Linked DNA regions of Homo sapiens: region 1 is linked to region 2. A link is an interaction called in ENCODE POLR2A ChIA-PET data of the cell type or tissue named here. Cell type or tissue: A673. All regions are shown on one strand. Links, peaks and the distances in the headings refer to the core of each region. The heading gives the core; the rest is flanking DNA.

The links. Peaks named below come from ENCODE experiments on the same cell type or tissue, not always from the same donor. Only the 100,000 strongest peaks of a DNase experiment are listed, where the experiment ranks them.
Region 1: POLR2A ChIA-PET joins it to region 2 with 15 read pairs; 3 of 35 experiments call an interaction of 5 or more read pairs at or near these places.

What each region holds. Positions count from the first base shown.
Region 1 is chr17:37,444,957-37,447,868 of GRCh38, forward strand. All of the region lies in intron 8 of TADA2A (transcriptional adaptor 2A), which reads left to right. Among named protein-coding and RNA genes, the nearest start is that of TADA2A, 40 kb to the left of the region's middle. In A673, for the core only: no CTCF peak of the experiment used is centred there; a DNase peak (open chromatin) is centred at 1,295.
Region 2 is chr17:37,519,406-37,522,317 of GRCh38, forward strand. It overlaps SYNRG (synergin gamma), which reads right to left. Exons shown (of 22, transcript NM_007247.6): 20 at 1,133-1,243; 21 at 774-809. Among named protein-coding and RNA genes, the nearest start is that of DUSP14, 31 kb to the left of the region's middle. In A673, for the core only: no CTCF peak of the experiment used is centred there; no DNase peak of the experiment used is centred there.

The DNA.
Region 1 (2,912 bases), core at 115-2,614, 74 kb before region 2:
GTAAAAATATTGATTATATAATAGTAGTAGGAAATATCTGTTGGACTGTGTGATTTTACTTTTATCTGAGGTAAATCTACACTAAGGTAATTGGTTAAATGGCCCTCACTTGCATTCTTAGAAGGAAGGGAATCAGTTTGAATTCTTGGGACTTCACTAGCAACTGCTATCACTAAATGTTCACTATATTTTGTTACCCGGAATTTCCCCTAGCAAGGAAAAAGAATGGAAATTCCTCAAGAGTTTTTAGGCCCAAATGGGGAATTTCTTGTTTCTCAGGACTGTTGAATTTTCAACACTGCTGGATTCTTTTTTATGTTTGTTTTTGAGACGGAGTCTCACTCTGTTACACAGGCTGGAGTGCAGTGGCGCGATCTTGGCTCACTGCAACCTCTGTCTCCCAGGTTCAAGGGATTCTCCTGCCTCAGCCTCCCAAGTAGCTGGGATTACAGGTGTTTGCCACCATGCCCAGCTAATTTTTGTTTTTTTATTAGAGATGGGGTTTCGCCATGTTGGCCAGGCTGGTCTGCAACTCCTAACCTCAAGTGATCTGCCCGCCTCAGCTTCCCAAAGTGCTGGGATTACAGGCGTGAACCACCACGCCTGCCCCAGCATTGCTGAATTCTAATCTTTGATTAGCCCTCTAAGGGTTTATGTTAACTCTTTTCCTAAAACTTATGTGGTGAATGCCAAAGAGCTGTTAAGAGTAGATAGTTAGACTTTGAGTCCCTTTTTTCCTTCTTTCCATTTTCAGTGAACTACATACTAATATATACTAATACTACATAATAATACCCAATACTTTTTTTTTAATTTTAGTTCAGAATTGAATATGATACAGTAGATCAGTAATTCTCTATTGGAATCTGTATTTCCCAAAGAGCATCTTCATGATTTCTGTTAAATTTACATCCCAGGCAGGAAAGACAAGTAGAGTATACTTGTTAAATTATAAATCAAGTTTTCATATTGCATGGACTGGTACACTGTCCCTAGAAGGGGAACTTGATTCTTTTCTCTCCATAGAAGAGCTGCCTGGATATTTGTTATACCAGATCTAAGATAAAGAAATAGTCTTCCTAAAAATTTTACCTTAAGAAATTTTTCTCTACACATTTCTTGAGCGGTGGGTTTTTTTTTGGGGGGGTTTTTTTTTTTTTTTTGGCAACATTTTATTCCTCCTTTTCTCCCACACAACTTTAAGGAAAGTCAAAGTGACGCAGATTGAACTAAAAGAGGAAAGCTTGAAAGCAAACTACTTTAGCATTAACTAAATCCATTGTATTTGTTCAGTCTTCCGTGTCAGTCTCGTCAATCCCAGTGACTCATGTTATCTTTTCTCACCTCTTGTGGTGTTCCCTTTGAAGGTAGTATGCAGACTGCCATTCATAGACACCAGCTTTAATTGAAATGGTATTGTTTTCTGGCTTGTATCTTTCTTATAGAATGCCAGACTACTCTGCACAAAAGGGGCAGCTTCATAAATATCATTCTTTTAGATTCTGCTCAAAAATACCAAATTTTTGGCTGGGCATGGTGGGTCACACCTATAATCCTAGCACTTTGGGAGGCCGAGGCTGGCTGATCACTTGAGGCCGAGAGTTCAAGACCAGCCTGGGCAACACAGTGAGACCCTGTCTCTAAAAAAAAAAACCTTTAAAACAAATTTTTAAAATATTATTATTGTTTTTCCTCCTCCTCCTCCCTGCTTTTTATTTTTACCTATATATTTATTTTTTACAGAATTTTAAAGTCAACATCTATAATGTTAATAATGGCTTGACTTGGTGAATCACTTCTCTAGAGCCTAATCCAAGGTCTTCATTCATACTTCTCAACATTATTAAGAAAACTATAGTAATGGTCGGTGTTTAATTTCATTCTTCATTCTTCATGGGAGTAGGACTTGCAGTTCCTTCTGGTTCACTTGGGGTCCTTTTTGTAATTAAGTGGGGATAAAAAGAAACAGAAGCAACTGATTGATCAGCAATTTATAGTTCAGTTAGCTTTTCAAACCCATAACATACTTTAGGTATTTGTACTCTCCCTGAAGTTTCTATAGCCCTGTAAATTATTGATTTTCATTTGAGCTATAACTGGAACTTATGTTATTAATCTTTATACATAGTTAGCTTTAACACAACATAAATAATAATTCTTTCCCTCTGCCCCATAGTAAACTGTAAGATGTTTAGATGAGTGCTTTTATTTTTTATTTTTTTTGTGACAGACTCTCACCTTGTTAGCCAGGCGGGAGCGCAGTAGCGTGATCTTGGCTCACTGCAACTTCTGCCTCCCAGGCTCAAGCGATTCTCGTGCCTCAGCCTCTGGCATAGCTGGGATTAGCGCCACCATGCCCAGCTAATTTTTATATTTTTAGTAGAGAGAGGGTTTTGCCATGTTTGCAAGGCTGGTCTCAAACTCTTGGCCTCAACTGATCTGCCCACCTCTGCCTCCCAAAGTGCTGGGATTACAGGGGTTAGCCACCGCGTCCGGCCCTAAATGAATGCTTTTAAAAAGATGATAACACTTCAGATTTGGGTATGGTTGGCTCACACCTGTAATCCTAACACTTTGGGAGGCCAAAGTGGGAGGATTTCTTGAGCCCAGGAATTCAAGGTCAGCCTAGACAACAAAGTGAGACCCCCCACCTCTAAAAAATAAAAAAGATGATAACAGTTTAAAGAAGCTTGTCAGCACTACAGACCAAAGGAATGACTTGCTCATGCCACAGAGAGGTATTTTGTTTACAGCTCTGAGTCTTTACAGCAGCTCCTGTGGCAGCATGACCATGTCCAGGAGCATATTGTCCCTGAGCTGTCACTCGCAGAACACTCAGTGAAGTGCACTAGGAGCCCATGGAAAGTCAGGAAGGAATGAAAAGGGGCTTTATAAGCACACCTGGAACAGTT
Region 2 (2,912 bases), core at 88-2,587:
CTGTGCTGAAGGAAGCCCTCCTCCTAAGGCCGGCATCTGACTACAGCATGCAATCCTTTACACTCCTGTAGCTGACCACAAGCCTATCATGACAAAAAATTACAAGAGAGTTAGAGAACGAGAGAGTTAGAAAACGAGAGAGTTAGAGAACGACAGATAACAACTCTTAGGGTCTAATGGCATTGACCCTAATGCCTAATGAATCTACATTATCAAAAAGTCCAAACAGGTATGGAGTTAAAAAAAAATGCCTCGAAATGAATGGGCATTAAACACATAAGAATTATTTCCAGATGAACAGGCTTATCAGTAAGCTACAGTCAGCCATGGAAAAGTAGAGTCCAAACCTCAACCACTTCCTGGGGTTAGTTTTCTAATATGCACTGCAAATAAACAAAACTCTAAAACCCAATTTGCTGCTTGTCTGTTAAAATGGCTAAATGGCTACATCCTGAAGCTCTTTGATCTCCATCTGTGTGTCACTACAACTTCCAGGCTTCCAGAAGTTGCTCATTCTGTCACCCCATTCATCACAGAGAAAAATAACTGCAACACCAGAAGCCAATTATGTGAAACAAGCATGCAAATAAGACAGAAGTGGACCCACACAGACACATTAGGAGACTCCATCAAACATTATGGGAACAAAACTGACTCAGTGAAGGATTCATGATTGGAACAGTTCAGGATGGCAATGGATAGAATCATCCAATTTGCCCTCCACACTCAAAATTAAAATGGAGACGCTAAGATAAGGTGTAACTGGTTCATACTTTTTTAGGATGTTCTTCTGCAGGCTTCTCTTCTTTCTGAAATAACGTTGAAACCACAGGTCAACAACATTCCCAGAACAGGGCCTCTTGCCTCCAAACACATCTTTACAGGTTCACCCTTTTCCCCTGACCTCCCCACTATGCACAGGGTGCTGCAGGCATGAGAGCCGCGTCCATTCCCTCCACAGCTCCCCCGCTGCCCTCTCGAGGGAATGTGTCTGCTCCTACCATCAGCTTTTAGGACTTGAGAAAATCCCCACCTCTGGTCACAAACTCTGCAGTAAAGTGGGCCAGATGAGGTTGTCCAGAGTCATGTTAGGGAAGCCCTTTGCTGTCTGCAAGGAGGCTGCGTGACTTACCCGGCTCCTCGAGTCCACATTCAAGAGGCACACTCCACAGGCAAGCTCCTGAGCATTTTTAATCCCAGGCCGTAACATACAGGAGGAAAAATCCAGCGAGTTTTCATCTGGCTGTGAGGACGACAAGACAAATGGGTAAGAAGTCCACAAGTCCACACGCTGTTCACTTCACTCCCTCATCACTCACCCCCAGCAGGCCTAGCGGCAAGTACAGTACTCTAACACCACCACTACAAGAATTAACCTCCCACACATCCACTGGGAACCTGCCACGGTTCCAGGTGCTAGGAAGGCCGGCACCAGTACAACACGCCCTCTGACCTCTGAGAACTCAGTCTCAGGTGGGCGCCAGGGGAGCCCGTGCAGTGCCATGAGTGCTGGGTGTGCTTACTTGGGGGAAGTCCTGAGTGCCAGGGCACAAGGGAGCGGCACTTAGCCCAACTCGAGGAGGATGGGGCCTGAAGCCAGAGACTGCGTCCTAGAACTTTTTCTTTTCTTTTTTTTTTTTTTTTGGAGACAGAGTCTCACTCTGTCGCCCAGGCTGGAGTGCAATGGTGTGATCTCAGCTCACGGCAACCTCTGCCTCCCGGGTTCAAGCGATTCTCCTGCCTCAGCCTTCTGAGTAGCTGGGATTACAGGCGCGCCACCACGTCTGGTTAATTTTGTATTTTTAGTAGAGACAGGGCTTCACCATGTTGGTCAGGCTGGTCTTGAACTCCTGATTGCAGGTGATCCACCCGCCTCAGCCTCCCAAAGTGGTGGGATTACAGGCATAAGCCACCGTGCCTGGCCTGCTTCCTAGATTCTAAAATCACCTTGGCTGAGTGTAGATGGGAGCTGCTAGGTGAGGGGGACAGGAGGGTTGGGTGAGGTAGGGGAGGGAAGGATATTCTATGCAGAACAAGCAGCACAGGCAAAGGCTCTGAGCTAAAGATGGGGTATGGGAAGGAATCTAGAGGGTGGGGGCAGGGCCCAGGGAAAGAGGAGATGAAGCCGCAGCACGAGGACTCCAAGGAAGATAAGGAGCATCCTGGAAGCCACTAAGGCTTCCAACTGGATCACGACAGGCCCAGGTTCGTATTACTGACAGATCCCTCTCGCTACAGTATAGGCAATGAATTGGGGGTGGCAATCCTCAGGGCACAGGCCTCAGCCAGAAGTCTGCTGTAGCAGTCCTGGAGACAGATACCGATGGTCAGAATGAAGGCAGCGGCGGTGGGGAATGGAGAGAAATGGGCACGTGAAAGAGCTGACGAGGCAGGAGAATGAGCAGGCCTGGGTGACCTGCTGGATGGGAGAGGTTGGGGGACCCGGGCAGCTGAGAGGATTCACCATAATAAGACACGTGAGAGAAGGACCAGGTTTGAGGATGGAAGCTGAGGAGAAGAGTTCAGTTTGGTCCAAGCTGAGCTGGAGCTGCCTGTGGGACAGCGAAGGCCACATGCTATATAAGCAGGTGGTTGGATACACATACAGGCCTCCTGCTTGTGGAGAGATCTGAAGGTCACCAGCTAAAGACCATAAATAGAACAACAGCTAATACGCCCTTACTTTCAAGCACTATACTAAGCTCTTTATATGCATTATCTAATTCACTACACACACACACACACACACACAATGGTTAAAAGGGTAGGTCTCAATCTTGGAAAGCCGTCCAGTCACTCTGTTGCTCAGGCTGGAGTACAGTGGCGTGATCACAGCTCACTGCAGCCTTGAATTCCTGGGCTCAAGAGATCCTCAGCCTCTCAAATAGCTGGGGCCACATGTGCATGCCACC